Linked DNA regions of Homo sapiens: region 1 is linked to region 2. The links are chromatin loops, found by intact Hi-C in ENCODE. Cell type or tissue: OCI-LY7. All regions are shown on one strand.

Region 1 (8,000 bases), 120 kb after region 2:
GATGATTAATTAATATGGAAAGGAATTGTGTAACTAAACTTTGCATTTTTGTAACCCATCTCTGTTTCCTGGTGGGTGCAAAGATGCCTCTTATTCGATATATCATTAAAGAAACCAGTCTTTTTTTCTGCAGAGCATTTATAATATATTTTAATATAGCCAAGTCATTCATAACCAACCCCCCCATTAATTACAGGAAATTTGCGCAACATTGACCATATCAAAGGACTCTACATTATAAAGAGGAGAATACATTATTGGAGACCGATATGATGTGGGATATGATTCATTCATTCATTTAGCAATTATTTATTGAAGACTTTGTGTGTGCCAGGCAGTGTTGTACGTACTGGGAATATAACTGTTAACAAGACTGCCAAGAACCTTGCTGTTGTGTTGCTGGTATTCTAGTAGGGTACAGATACTAAACAAACAACAAAGAACAGTATCAGAGGAAAGTGCTGTGCAGAGAAATAAAACAGAATGATGAAATAAGGAGTGCCCCTGGGCCAGTTTAGATGAGGTACCCAGGTAAGGCTTCTCAGAGGAGGTGACTTTTGAGCTGAGGTCTGAATGGCAAGAAGGAGGCAGCCAGGAGCAGCTTGGAAGAGAAGCATTCCAGACTTAGGGAACAACCAGTGTTCAGACCCTGGGGTATCATGAACTGGGTGGGTCTGAGGAACAGAAAAAAGGCATACAAGATGGAGAGCAGAAACACTCAAGGCAGCAGAACTAGTTGGGGCCTGATCTTACAGACTTTGGAAACCAGGGTCGCAAGACGCCGAGCTTTATTCTTCTACCTATTACTTTAATGCTAAAAGGGAACTAGGAATCTGTTCAGTCATGAGCCAAATAATAGAATCAGTGAAACAGTCTCCAGATATTAACTAGGGGGAAGTAGATGGTTTTGTCTGGATTATCCAGTTCAATTTTTTTTTTTTTTTTTTTTTTTTTGTGACGGGGTTTCACTCTTGTTGCCCAGGCTGGAGTGCAGTGGCGCGATCTTGGCTCACCGCAACCTCTGCCTCCTGGGTTCAAGCAATTCTCCTGCCTCAGCCTCCCAAGTAGCTGGGATTACAGGCATGCTCCACCACATCCGGTTAATTTTGTATTTTTAGTAGAGACGAGGTTTCTCCATGTTGGTCAGGCTGGTCTCGAACTCCCGACCTCAGGTGATCTGCCCGTCTCGGCCTCCCAAAGTGCTGGGATTACAGGCGTTAGCCACCGCGCCCAGCCTCCAGTTCAATTCTTTCGTTAAGAGCCATAATAGTGAAAGGAGCACTGGAATTGGAGTCCCCAAACAAATCCCAGCAGTTTTGGGACGAGCCATTTAGTTTTTCCAGAGTCATCCATCTGTAAGACTGACACTACCTTTGACACAAGGGTCGGTATAATGATGAAATGGCAGCTACCTGACAAATGCAAAGTCATATACAAAATACAAAGTTGCTATTATTGATGACCCTTCAATTTGATCATCTTATCTATTAAAATGTCTATTTTTAAAACTATAAAAATGCATCTTTGATCCATTGAAGAGACTTTATATCTTACCGGGAGAAACCTAGCAGACAAATTCATGGTGGGTATAGTTACCTTTTTCCCTCATTGGTTCCTAGGCATTGCTTCACACTCACAGATAACCTGTTTGACCTTTTCTTCTAAGGTCTGGGATGTATTTAAGAACAAATGACCACTGCCTATGGAATTCTTTCTTCTAGATTTTTTGTCCAATAGCTGAATTGGATTTGAAATAGGGGAGGCTTAAAAAGGAGAGTTGACTGTTGGTTTTAAAAACGTATCTCTAAAGAGGACTCATCATTGTTCTGAGAAAACAAAAATCCGGGACTTCTAAAAATAACTGCTGATTGCCTTGGAGTTGGGCTGGTGCATATGAACAATTTACATTCTGCTCTTTGGGAGCTGGTGACTCTTCTGGAAATTGGGGCTCTTTTAGTGGACATTGTTGATGCAGGCATAGTTGGCTTTTGTTTCCATGTGCTTCTCAGAAACTCTTGCTCTGCTCCGCAGACATTTGTATGTGTCAAAGAAGTATATGGGGCTGAGTGCAGTGGCTCATGCCTGTAACCCCAACACTTTGGGAGGCCGAGGCTGGAGGATCACTTGAGCCCAGGAGTTCAACACCAGCCTGGGCAACACAGTGAGATCCCATCTCTACAAAAAATTTAAAAAATGAAAAAGAATCAGATGGGATGAGAGAGTCCATAGGTCAGGTTCTCCAAGAGTAGTTTTCAGGAGCCATGTAAGTGGCCCTAGAGATTCTGAACTTTAAAATGTTAAAACTGCTTTGATTTCACAGACACCCTTTCAAAAGATTATCTCAGATTACTGGAAGACTTTCTTGTTAAGTTTAGAGAATTTTGCATTTTGCTTAGAAATCATTTTCAAGTTTTATTAGAACATTTACTAGCAATGGTGCTAATTATTTTAAATATGACCCTGGAAATGGGCTATGTCAGCTTGAAAAGACTATTTTTAACGGAATTTGGTTTTAAAGGCAGGTTTTATAGACATTATAGTAATACCGTTGTTATCTAATTAGCATCCACTGCGTAAATGTACATGATATTAGAGAGGCAAGTATACATAAAATTATAAATTGTGACATTTTATGAGTTTTTTTTTTATTATGAGTCTTCTATAGTCATCATTACTTAACAGTGTGAAATGTGGTCTTAGACATTACATCATGTAAAGACCAGGAGACAAAAAAAAACTGAGGATCAATTTTTGATTATAATAAAGTTTTAGTATGAGGCATTTCTGAATATGTGTCATGAATATGAGTCATGATTTTCACACCAAACCTGACCTATTATGATTATGCTTCAACTTCATGGGGTTTTCAGTATTTAAATTCTAAACCCAATTCTAAGGTTTCAAAATGATTCACATTCAAACCTACTTTTATGTTTTATAATTAAATAAGAAAATATTGCTTATACCTACATTTTTATTATTCTTGGGCATATTATAATTATTTCTTTAATTTCACCAATAAAATAGCCCATTTCTTCATTAGTAAATTATCAGGCTATCTCAATAAAAAAATTAGTTTGAATGTGGCTTGCCATCTCAAAGAGTCATTTCAGTTTGGAATTTTCTCACTTTTTTCATTTGTTCTTTTTGTAAAATGTGAAGATACTTTCTAGGTAAATTAATCCCTTCCAAACGGTAAAATAACTTTCTTCTTGGAAAGAGTTATTACAGTCTTATTCTTTACAATCTTAAATACCACTTAGGTTAGCGTGAACAATACATGAAAAAAATTACACTAGTTAAAAAAAGAATGATTGCGACCTAGGCCAAGTGCATTGCAATTATATGTTCATGGAAAAGTGAGCTTTCTACTGGGAAGAGCACGATATAGATGCCCATGAAATTTCCAAAGTTTAAGTATTTTTGTAAATTAGGTTGTTCCTAGTTAAACAGGTGGCTTTAAAGGCTGGTTTCACTGTTGTTTTAATCATAGTTTAGTTACCATGGAGAAATATGCAAGTTAGCATTTATACACAGAAGTGAAATTTATGCTGCATAGATAATAGCCTAAATTTAGCTTGACTTAAGTTTACCACTTCCTTTTTTTTAAACAAAAAGAATAGTAATATATCACATATATCCATTAACAAGTTAATTTCTTTAAACGCGACTGTTATATTTTTAGAGAATTTCTTTTCTTAAGCCTCAGACACCTCTGTCACTGTGACCTCTTCCAGTGCTGAGTATAATGTAACATATTACATCAGATTTGCTCTAATTGTTTCACCCTTAGGTTTAATAAAACACTTTGCTGAGTTTAAAATCAGTTATGTGGTGAAAAAGTAATGTTTGGACACATTGCATCTAGTTGAGTTTTATAAAGGACTATTATTTTCTACTGAAAATCTTTAGGAAATGTGCCATGCTGATAGGACCAATCTGATATCATAACCCAACGATAATTTTGATTAGATATGTTTTCTAAAGAAAATTCAGAGACAGGTCTATTTCTAATGAACTGTTTTGATCTTAATGCCTTCTTCACTGAGTAATAGATTTTTCACTCTGAATTAAGATGTTCGTCTGTGTGGAATCCAGCATCCGTGAGCTGTCTTTCCTGCTTTACCCTGTACCCCTGAACGAAGGCTAAGTTTTCAAGGACAAATGTAGTAAAAGTGTCCTGATCCAACATGAGGTCCCCCAGCACAGAGAGAGAGCAGCAGATCCCTTTCAACACCAGCTGTTCTCACAGATATAGATTGCTGCAGTGAAATTTTCTTAATATAATTCAGGAAGCTCTAGAGAATTCTCCAAAACAACTGTGCCAACAAGGAAAATGTTGAATTTTTCATCAGCTGCCCAATGCTGAGAGTTAGTGGGCAATCCGTTCATTCATGACCAGATGTTCAGTGTAGTAACGCTCCGCAGTTAACTTGAACCTTGTGGCCTGTTTACCATTGGCTGCAAGGACATTGGCAGCAACCTGGCATTGGAGAATTGAGGCCCGCACAAGCGAAAGACCGAAGTGTGTGTCTGTGGCTTCCTGGTTTTCACCAGCGACCAGACAAGGTAGGGAATGATGAAAGAAAGGAAAGACATCACATCAATCATTTTGGAGGTGGGAGAATTTGCTATATGATTGTGTCTTGGGGGAACAGTAGGCAAATTCTTAAACTCATTTTTATTTGGAAAGAAAGGCAGTCTTTGTTTATTTAGTTAGGCAGATTTTTCAACCTATGTCTAAACCATGAAACTTTTTGTAGTGGGGGCAAGTAGGCATGGGTGGTTAAGACAGTAAGAAAAAGATTTCTAAATTTAAACTGGAGGAAGTCAATAAAATTGACTCTTAATATTGAAACCTGACAAAGTCCAATCTAGAATTGGAAATATGTGATATTTTTGTTTTAGGTGAGTGTTATTATTACAAGTGGAGAATACTTAGATCTTCCATTCATACAGATTCATCATTTCCTTCATATACATGTTTGGAGGCCATGACATTTTTGTGAGCTCTTTGAAGTAATGATGTTCAGCGGGAGGGGGAACTTAGATGGAGCAGGAGTTTTTGAACAAACAATTTGATTTTTTACTTTGAAAAGGATTTTGCCTGCAAATAATTAACAGTGTTTAATTCTGGATTTGCAACAGGCCAGGCCTGGGGAGGGCAGAGTTTGATAACGTGAGGCTTGTCTCAGATGGGGGGCTCATCTCTTCCTGACTACACGGCACTGCACAAGAATTTGAACTGTTTATTTCAAAGCAGCATGCACAAAGGAACTTTTAAAATCTTTCTTATTTAACCGTTTTTAACTTGGGCCACGTCTGCAAGAAGTTGCCATGTCTGCAAGAAGTTGGCCTTTGTTTACTTGAAACTGGAACAGAATGTCATCATGGAATAAACCTTTCGCTTTTTGGAGACTTGGATTGTTTTTCTCTTCCTATAGAATTCTTGACTGCCCCCCCCAACCCCCCTCCCCACCACACACACACACATCCTTACTGACGCCCATCCATGAGGCACAACTGTAACTTGCAGGACCTTTTAAGCAGAAGCCTTGCAGTAAGGATATTTGCTTTGGCAGAGCTTTCTGCCTTTGGTTTACAAAGTTGCAGTGAACACTTCCTTTGCATTTCCTGCTTACAGAGAAGGTGGGTTGCATGTCGCACTGAGATATGGAAATTCCTCATGACTCCATTTCAAGCCTGAACCTCTTGGCCCTTAGAATCCCACTGCTGAAGTATGTGTTTCTTTTGTCTGGGTGATTTTTTCTTTTTCTGAAAAGTCCCTTGGCTTGTTGACTTAGAAAGAGGAGGTTTTGAGTTACAGCAGGTCCTGACTTAGGGCTGCTGGGATGCAAGGTGAAGGCATTGCGTTGTTTTCCTGGATGCTAACTTGCTGATAGAAAAGTGAGAACCAGTTTACAGTAGCTCTGACACTACTGTTACCTTTCTGCAGTCCTCTCCAGCTGCTCCGAGCCCTTCGATGCCTTCGCCATGCACACAGTTTGTTCTTGGGTGTGAAAGCAAATAGTATTTGAGTTGGCAGCGACTTCTCTTTCAGTGGAGTTTGCTGCCTCGGCAAGAAACCGCAGCCTGAGCTTTCTGCTGCTGAAGGTTTCCACTGGCAGGATGGCCTTTTCCCACATTTCCTTGGTTTGAGGAAACAGATTTTTGAACTTTTTTTTTTTTTTTTAAAGACAGAATGCCAACATTTAACAGCTGGAGTCAGTATAATTTATGGTTTTCACTTTATGTTCTTGTGGATGTATAAAAATTAAAAATCCACAATTATTATTAAATTATGCAAGTTTTTGCAAAAAAAGTGATTAAAAATAGAACCTCTGTTATGAGGCATTCAAGAAAGTCATTGTTACCTAAACAGGTATTCTCAATTATTCTATCTTTAATGGTTTTTAATTGTTGTAATTTACTCATATTCTCTTGCATCTCTCAGAGGAGATGTTTCTGAAAGCTCTTCGTGTTTTCTTTGAGGAGCAAGTAGGAGTTTGTTCATTTGAACCACTTCAGTTTTTTTCCACCTTATTTAATTTATTTTATTATATTTGTTTTGTACACGTCGTTGTGTTCATCCTCACTTCAGGTAACCCTTACTGCAACAGCACTTATAAAAGCAAAGCAGTCATAAACCTGCTACCTATCGAGATGATCCTGTGCCAAGAGGAACGCAGGTGTCGCTCATGAAAGTGATGCAGGCCTTTGTGAGCCACAGACCCTCCCTTGTAGGAAAGCCTCAGTTTTCCTACATTTCCTTTAGGTGAAATTTATAACCCGCCCCCCCCGGCCCCCCCCCCCCCCGCCGCTTACAGATATAGCATATGGAGTCCTAATTGATTGGAGGCCTCACTGAATTTGCACCATATCGGAATCAGGAAATGAATGCAGTCAGCCAATAAAAAGTGATGGAATGTTGCCTCAAGATATGTAATATTTTTGTCCTATCAGTACACAAATACTAAATTTTTTTTGGTTATTTAAAAATTTCTAATGATAGAGATAAAGATTCTGAGAACCTTTATTAACATCCTCCCAAAGCCACACCTTTAGTTAAAAAGTAGCTCTGACATTTTTGTTATCTCGATTTCTCAGAAAATAAAATAGGAAGTGAAAAGGCCATTCTACTTGGTACAGTGTGTTACTATAAAGACCATTCGCTCTACACGTTAGATTTAGGGTCAGAACATTAGCTGTGATGAATAGCTAGGGACAAAATTTTTCTTTTCTTTTCAAGGATAGTGGCAGTTAATCATTTTTATCTGTCCGCCTTGTAGACTTGATTAGATTTATTATGTATGCCGCATGTTTATGGCATTTTTATTATATGTTGTTAATTTGTTGTAACTGCCACTATGTTTTTTTCTTCTTCCCTTTTTCTCCCTTGAGCACCCTTGAAAGCAACTAAGTGTTACCTTGTGCTTTAGGAAACTTCATTTAATTTTTCATTTTAATAAAAGCCCTAATAGTCAACAGGTTAAAAAAATAATAACCGGTGTTACAATGTGTATCTTCAGATAAAAGGAAAATTTGTACTTAACGTTAATTTTGAATTCTTATGTTTTCTGATGTTGATGAAGTAATGCATGTTCGGGTAGATTTAGAGAATACACGGCTATAAAAACATTTCACCTGAAACCTAGAAGGGCGAGCTGCGGAACGTGCACTAAACTATAATTTTCTTCATTAGTAGAAAGCCATCTATATAGTTTTCAAATCACTGCTAGGTAAGACAATTGGGCCGTTTAACATTTAAGCTGCTTAAAAAGTCACGCAGTTGAATGATGCATTTAGAACATCTTTTTTAGCTTACTAGCTCTCAGAATGGATATGGAATCTGTTAAATATAGAGGCCATTCTTTAAATAAGGCCGACAGTTAAAATTGGGAAGCCAGAGAATTAGATTGGAAATGATTTACGATGAGTCTACAGGACATTAAAAAAAATAAAGTTAGAAAAGGAAATCCACTGGCTGCATTGGCTATATT
Region 2 (8,000 bases):
TCACTGCAACCTCTGCCTCCCGAGTTCAAGCGATTCTCCTGCCTCAGCCTCCCAAGTAGCTGGGATTGCAGGTGCCCGCCACAACACCCAGCTGATTTTTGTATTTTTAGTAGAGATGGGGTTTCACCATGTTGGCCAGGTGGGTCTTGAACTCCTGACCTCAGGAGATCCACCCGCCTTGGCCTCCCAAAGTGCTAGGATTACAGGCATGAGCCACCACACCCGGCCTACAGCAGAATGAGTCTTATTCTGGTTAGTATATTTCATTTTCTAGAAAATAACCAAGATAATATATTTTAGGAATGAGATTAGGATACAAAGTATGAGCTCATTTTTCTTTTGGTATAATTGCAAACTTAACACAGATAGTTGCAAGAATAATGCAAGAATTCCCTATGCCTTTTAGCGAGATTTACCAATTGATTATACTTGGTTCCATTTGTTTTTCATTCTTTTTCTATCCCTCCTTCTCATACTCTCAGATACACACACGTGTGCACACACACACGTTTGCATTGTGCTTTTCCTAAATCCTTTGACAGTAAGTTTGAAATCTCAAGCACCCTTACCATAAAATGCTTCAGCATGTATTTCCTTACAAGGCCGTTATTTTACGTAACTGCAGTACATTAATCAAGCGGGAGGTTTAGCATTGATAAAAGACTGTGGCACGATGTTGTCAGTGTCTCTGATCTCTTCTGTAGCTGTTGTTTTGCCTAGTCCAGAATCCAATCCAGGATCATGTACTGTATTTAGTTGTCACTCTCTTTTATAAGTTTGTATTTAATGAGCGTTTGATTAAACAAAATGTGTTACGGAATCTCAGATGAACGACACTGGCCATTCTTCTAACCCATTCTCCTGGCTGCAAACAAAATCATTTTGAAACATCAGAGACAGAGCGTATTCTGACCCTTGTTCCTTCCTTAAAAAGATGACGTTTTTTGTTTCCTTTTGTTTTAGCAACTTTCCTTAGTAATCTCTTCCTGGTCTCACTACCCTGGTAGCAGCAGTGTTTTTGCTTATGTTGAACCAGTAAAGGTGAGCTAGATATAACTTATGTTAAGTGCTGTTTTCTTCACAATGTTACATTCTTGAGTTACTTTTTTTCTCTTCTGTAGCCACACAGCACAAAAGTCTCCCTTTCTCCTCCCCCTCCCTCCCTAGACTTTATTTCACTATGGGACTTTGCAGTAATGTTAGATTGGCTCTGGCAAAGGCATTTTGATGACCCCTGTCTCCGATCATTATAGTAACTAATAAAAGCTTGAAAATGACTGTTACCCTGCAAGCGTGATTCCAATGACTTGCGGCGAGCTCAGCTGTATAAATGTGCAGTTTTTTTTTTTTTTTTTTTTGCTGTGTAAATTTTGATCAAAGGGAAATGCGTATACCATTTAGTTGAACGTTTCTTTTAAATTTAATCACATCTTAGTGTAAAACAACAAGCAGAAATAAAATGGCATTGGAAATGTGAGCTTAAGATTCAGAAAGAATGGAGATACTGGTCCACATAGCAGCTTTCCATACCGCGTTGTGTGAAGCATTTTGGTTCGATGCAGAGGGTATGGGATAGATGGCATGAATACTATAGCCATGGTTATATATTCAACAGAAAGGCCTGTTTTGGTTATGAGAGGGTCTAGAAATGCCAGTTTGTAACGAAGAGAATGGAGGTCTGTCGTAAAATTCACAAACTAAACTTTTTGAGTTAAACTTGAAAGCAGATAGCCTGGCTATCTTTATGCTGTTTAATTAAAATTTTGACTTCTATAAAAAATGGTAGTTTTAGTATTTTTCTTTTGAAGTTGCCTGCTGTGAGTCTAATTAATTTTTATTTAATAATAGGTTTGCATCTTTGAACTGTTTTTCTTGTCTTAGGGCTGGGTATCTTGTTAGTGAGTGGAAAGGAATGTTGGAAGAGGAGCGATAAAGGATGTTTCAGTCCCTTACTGGGCGTGGTGTGAGATGAATTCTGAGGTTGTGACTGGGCCCAGTGGGCGAGAGCATTGAGCTGCTCACCTGGGTCGGCTCCACATGCAGGTCACAGAACTGTGGTGTACGTGCTGGGTATTTGCTGAGCTTAGACAGGTCTGTTTTTTCAACTTGTATGAAGGAGAAAAAAGGAGGTGAAGAGAACATACCCTTCCCAACAGGGGGGAGAGCCTTCACAGAATGTCCACTCCTGGATTCATTCATCTATTCAATTGTTCAGTCAACAGATATTTACCAAGTGCCTGTTTTGTACATGACACTGTTCCAGGCATGTGGGATAAATCAATGAACAAAACAGACAAAGATCCTGGCCTTGTGGGCACTCATTCTGGGGAGAGAAAGGATGCAGACAGACAGACATAATAAGTAGATTAGTTAGGAGGTTAGAAGGGGTGTGCAGGAGAAGAAAAACCAGGGAATGAGGTTGGCAGTTCTGTGGAGTGAGAGTGGGCTGTGCTTTTGATTGTGACGCCAAGTAGTTCTTTTTAAAGGTGCTGTTTGAGTAAGGACTTGAAGGAGGTGAATGAGTTAGACTTGTAGAACATTCCAGGCAGAGGGAACAGTTAATCAAAGACCCTATGGTTGGGGGCAAGTCATGCATAATCAAAGGGCAGTCAGGAGGCTGCTGTGGCCAAGAGGAGTGGACTGGGGGAGTGTGGTGAGAGATGGGGCCTGAGAGCCAGTTGGGGCCATACCATTAAAGGACTTGCCTTTGTCAAAGTCAAAATATAGAGACAAGTGTCTAAATTCAGTGTTTTATTTGGGAATCACAGAATTGCAGTTCAAGGCATATGCACAGACTCATTGGAGCAAAGTTTGAGGATTTTATTAGACATAGTTTTATTAGAAATGGAAAGAAAGCTCACTGGCAAGAGAAGCAGCTTAGGGGAGCTGGCAAGCTCTGAACAGCGAGTGACGGTGATAGGTAGAGCTAGCCTTAAGAGTTGTGGCAGGTCATTTCAGCAGCTATTAGGTAAACCCGGTCTTATGGTTGCAGCAGGCAGTTTCAGCAGCTGGGCTTGCAGAGAATTACATTCTTGGAGCCATGCTATGTGCCCTGAGTGCCTTTATCCTCCAGGCCCTCAGAGTGATTCAGTTTGGGGTATGACAAAGAATGACCCATTCCACATCATGAACTTTCACACCTTGCGCTACACCCTGACCCATTTTGTATAATCAACTTTCACACAGTTCTGGTGCGAGAGGTGGAGGTGTTGATCTGCTATAAGTTTTAAGAAGTTCTCTTTTGCTACCGTGTTGAGAATAGACCACGGGTGGGGTAAGAGAAGGAGCAGGGAGTCCTGTTAGGAAGCTTGGCGGGGAGATGATGGTGGCTGTGACCAGGAAGTTGGTAGCGAAGGAGGGGAGTACTGGCTTTTTATATCTGTTTTGAAGGCAGACTCTATGGGATTTCCTAATGGAATAGATGTAGAATTTAAGAGAAAGACACGAGTCAGTATTGACTCAAAGATGATTGGCCTGAGTGTGATGAGAAGGATATAGTTGCCGTGGACTATGATTGGGAAGGACAAGTTGTGTTGGGGAAGGATGTGGTCAGAGCCTGCTTGAGATTGAAAATCACGTGGATAGAGCCTGCTTGAGAGGGTAAATCAAGTTCTGGACGTGTTGAGTCTGAGATGTCTAGACATTCCAGAGGACAGGCTGTAGAGGCAGATAGGTACACACATCTGGAGTTAAGGAAAGAGGTATGGGCCAGGTTGGGAGCCCAGGGAGTTAGGAATGCCTGGTAAATGCTACTGGAGCAGGCTGTTTTCATGTTCCCCTAAAACTGACCTTACTAGTATCTCAGGGATCCTTCTGTGTGTTTGCCGTGTAAGGAGATGCTCAGTTTAACTCTTGAGGGTGACGTTTCCTTGGTGTTAGGCATTGGTGCTTGAGCCGTAGGGCTGGCGTGCTGGTTCTGTGTACCTAAAGGAAGCTCTCAGAGTCACAGAAAGTCTGAAATAAACACAGGGGTGGAGATGGTCTTTCCTCCCTCATTACTGTGTGTGGGAAGAGATGACGGCACCAGGATGTGGGACAGAATGGAACTGAGAATCCAAGTTGGTTGACTCCCTTTCTGTTCTCTTTCTACTCTACTGGGTAGTGACCAGCTGTTGTATGAAGTGGCATTCACAAATGAATAATCCAACACCTTTGCTTCTCTCATCCCTTTATTCATCTTTTGTCACCCAGGAAAAGTTGGATTGCATTGTAGAAAGAAGAGGACTACTATTGCTTTTCTGTCTTAAATATGTACTACTTAAGTGTGTTGTGATGGGGGAAAAATAGACTCTTCAGGAACATGCATATGGTGCTTTTGGTAACAAGGCAATAAGGTAATAGGTGGAGGAAGGTTAGGAGTTCATTTTTGGGTGGGGATTTCTTCCTTTGTGTCTGCAAGAGAGGTGGGATATGGCTCTGGCTTTTTACCTTGCTTACAGGGTGTGTCTGCTCTTAAATCTTCTCCTGAGATGGGGCCTAGGCTATGCTGCCTGTCCTTAGCCAAGATAAGAGGTCATTTAGGGGCCAGGTATATTACCCTACCCTTCGCCAGGCCCTATATCCTGTCTCTAAGGCACCACTGGGAGGCAATATAGCACAATGTGAACTAGGTTCAACCCCTGGTTCCCCTCCACTTAATTACTATGTGACCTTGAGCAGGTGACTTCCCATCTCTGAGCCGTGGTTTTCTCACGTATAAAGATGCATTCCTACATCAGAGCTTTGTTGTGAGGAACCAAATGGGAAAATCTATGTCAAGGGCTGAGCACTGCACTTGGCACAAAGTAAATGTTGACTAAATGGCAGCTATTATTGTTGTCGTCATCACCAGCAGTTCCGTCAACTCCTACCTGAGCCTTAGGCCAGTTTTGTTAAGATTAATTTAGTTTCCAAAAAAGATGTGCTAATTGGATTATTACATTTTCATGTGTTTACATCTATATATACATGCATGGCTTTGAAATCTACACATGAATATATTTATCCATTCAAGTTTCTCTTTTAAAAATCTGTAAGGATTATATTTTTAAGTCATTGAACCATGATGAGATTCTTTTTCAAAAAAAGGATTGCTATAAGTGATCATTATGTAGGCCATCAAAATGGAGAATAATGTAGACATGGAGCTAAAAGAAAACCAAAAAAAAGGAAGTCAGTGTTCATACAGGGCCACCAATTGAGTGCATATTTTTATGGCCTGGTTATTTAAAAATATTGGCACTTGCCTACATTGTTTAGGATTGGATGACACAGACAGAGATGTTTTGGGGTTGGGGTAATTTTTTTTTTTTTTTTATTAATTCTACAACTTGTAGACTTGTAATCAGGAGTGGCTTATCAGCAGCTTTTCAAAATCTGACATTCCACATGGAATGCCCCAATGGAGGAAATTTAGCACTCTGTGAATGCTTTTACAGTTGAATTCCACACATATGAATTATGACAAGTGAGGCTGACTACACTGTGGTTTGTTGTGTCTGGTCTGGTTCCTACTTTTAAAGTTGCAGTTGCGTTTGGTCATTTGAAGCTTATTTTCACAGTCTGGCCAAGCCAGCAGGGTCCCGGGGCTCTGCAGGGGACATAAACCACCAGCCTTTAAGCCAGAGTGCTCAGTAGATAAGCATTTCAAGACTTCATTGCATCATACAAAAGGACTTATGGGCTTATTTAACATACACTATTTGACTTAATTTAGATATTTAATGGAAAGAAAAGCCTTTTATTATCACCGAAGGAAAGAACTGCCAAACATTGTGAGGCTCAGTTGAAATATTATAACGGATATACAGAGTGCAAATATATTTCACTGCCTTACATAATGGGGTGTTTAATAATAGTTGTTTCTTTAAATTTAGCACACGTATCTCAGACATTTGCACTTTGTAAATTATAGGCCGTGGTTCAAGAAACTCAGTTTTAAAAAAATTGTTTTAATGAGGCATGTACTGATTTTTTAAAAATGACCTTCAGCTTTGATTTATGTTTATGAGCCCAGATTGGGGAGTTCATGCCAGGAATGAACACTTTCCGTCCTGACTTTTTACAAATGTAAATATGAGCAATGGCTGGGTCTGCTGACTCGATTGGACAGAGCTTAGTTGAACATTGCAGTTGGTAGGCATCAGCCCCCTCTGCAGGTCTGGTGGCTGGGAAGAGCAAGGAGCTCACTACAGCACTGGGAGGACACTACACATAAGTGTCTAGGGGGAAGCCTTTCCATTGTGCTGCACCTGTGTGCTTTCATTTTCTGAAGTACCTGGACTGGCTCAGATTGCCAAAGCCCAAGGCCCAAGATCAACTGATTTTTTTTTTTTAGAGACAGAGTCTCACTCTGTTGCCCAGGCTGGAGTGCAGTGGTGGGATCTCAGCTCACTACATCCTCTGCCTCCTGGGTTCAAGCGATTCTCCTGCCTCAGCCTCCCAAGTAGCTGGGATTACAGGCAAGTACCACCACACCTGGCTAATTTTTTGTATTTTTAGTTGAGACGGGGTTTCACTGTGTGGGCCAGGCTGGTCCTCAAGTGATACACCCGCCTTGGACTCCCAAAGTGCTGGGATTACAGGAATGAGCTACCGCACATGGCCTGACTCTTCTTATTTATTTATTTTTTGAGACAGAGTCTTGCTGTGTTGTCCGGGCTGGAGTGCAATGGCGCAATCTCGGCTCACTACAACCTCCGCCTCCGGGGTTCAAGCGATTCTCCTGCCTCAGCCTCCCTGGTAGCTGGGATTACAGGTGCCTGCCACCACACGCCTGGCTAATTTTTGTATTTTTAGTAGAGATGGGGTTTCACCATGTTGGCCAGGCTGGTCTCCAACTCCTGACCTCAGGTGATCTGCTCGCCTTGGCCTCCCAAAGTGCTGGGATTACAGGCGTGAGCCACCGTGCCTGGCCTGATTCCTTCTTTTTAGAGACAGAGTCTTGCTCTCTTGGCCATCCTGGAGTGCAGTGGCCTAATCATAGCTCATTGCAATCTGAAACTCCTGTGCTCAAGTGATCTTCTTGCCTCAACCTCCTGAGTAGCTAAGAATCAGGTGCATGTCACTGAGCCCGGCTAATTTTTAATTTTTTGTAGAGACAGAGGCTTCTTTATGTTGCCCAGGCTGGTCTTGAACTCCTAGCCTCAAGCAATTCTCCCATCTGAGCCTCCTAGAGCATAACTGATTCTTAATTTGGGGCCTAGCTTGTCCTTTCAGGAGGTGAGGAGCTGTTGTGGGTTGAATTATGTCCTCCCCCCATGATGTATACACTGAAGCCCTCACCCCCAGTACCTCACTCGGAATGTGACTGTATTTGGAGATAGGGACTTTAAAGAGATAATTAAATTAAAAATGAGATCATTAGGATGGGCCCAAATCCAGTGTGACTGGTATCCTAATAGGAAGAGGAGATTCTAACAAAAACCCACACGGGAAGACCGTGTGATGACACAGAGGGAAGATGGCCAAAAAGAGGGGCCTCAGGAGAAACCCACCCTGTGGATACCTTGATCTTCGACTTTCAGCTTCTAGAGTCATGAGCAAATATTAATGAATGCCTGTGGTTCAAGCCACCCAGTCTCTTGTACTGGGTTACAGCAGCCCTGGCTGACTAATAAGGGAGCATACAGTATCAGAATCTGCACAAGGGCATGCTTCATCTCTATTCTCTATTATAATACAATGCTTAAATATGAAAAAATGATGGCAAGAAAACCATTACAAGGAAGAAACCCATAATGACTGGCGAAATCCATACGGAGAGTGGAGCTGTATCAGAAAATGCCAAAGTAGTCATGATGGGTCAGGTTTATTGAGAAGTCCCAGTGGGCTGAATGCAGAGCTCAGTGTCTCACATACATTTTCCCCTTTTGTCCTCACCACAATCCTGTGAGCTATGAGCTGTTGCCCTCTTCATCTTGTAAGCAAGGAAACTGAGGCAAGGAAGTTAAGTGACATCCACGAGATTTCAGAGCCAGCCAGGGTCAGAGCTGGAATTCCAAGGCAGGTATCACTCTGCA

What was found. A loop is a pair of places that touch in the nucleus more often than their neighbours do. Peaks named below come from ENCODE experiments on the same cell type or tissue, not always from the same donor. Only the 100,000 strongest peaks of a DNase experiment are listed, where the experiment ranks them.
Region 1: a loop joins it to region 2, with 2.5 times the contacts of the local background. A loop is called at or near these places in 7 of 110 quality-filtered maps.

What each region holds. Positions count from the first base shown.
Region 1 is chr3:71,388,055-71,396,054 of GRCh38, reverse strand. All of the region lies in intron 3 of FOXP1 (forkhead box P1), which reads left to right. Among named protein-coding and RNA genes, the nearest start is that of FOXP1-AS1, 100 kb to the right of the region's middle. RefSeq lists an enhancer at 3,723-3,802 and a silencer at 5,483-5,777. In OCI-LY7, no CTCF peak of the experiment used is centred here; DNase peaks (open chromatin) are centred at 3,544, 5,644, 6,014, 7,144 and 3 weaker places; H3K4me3 peaks cover 4,850 bases; H3K27ac peaks cover 5,763 bases.
Region 2 is chr3:71,508,792-71,516,791 of GRCh38, reverse strand. All of the region lies in intron 2 of FOXP1 (forkhead box P1), which reads left to right. Among named protein-coding and RNA genes, the nearest start is that of MIR1284, 29 kb to the left of the region's middle. RefSeq lists a silencer at 5,940-6,234. In OCI-LY7, CTCF peaks have their summits at 4,383, 4,587 and 6,149 (motif pointing left); DNase peaks (open chromatin) are centred at 4,591, 5,561 and 6,151; H3K4me3 peaks cover 1,288 bases; H3K27ac peaks cover 1,596 bases.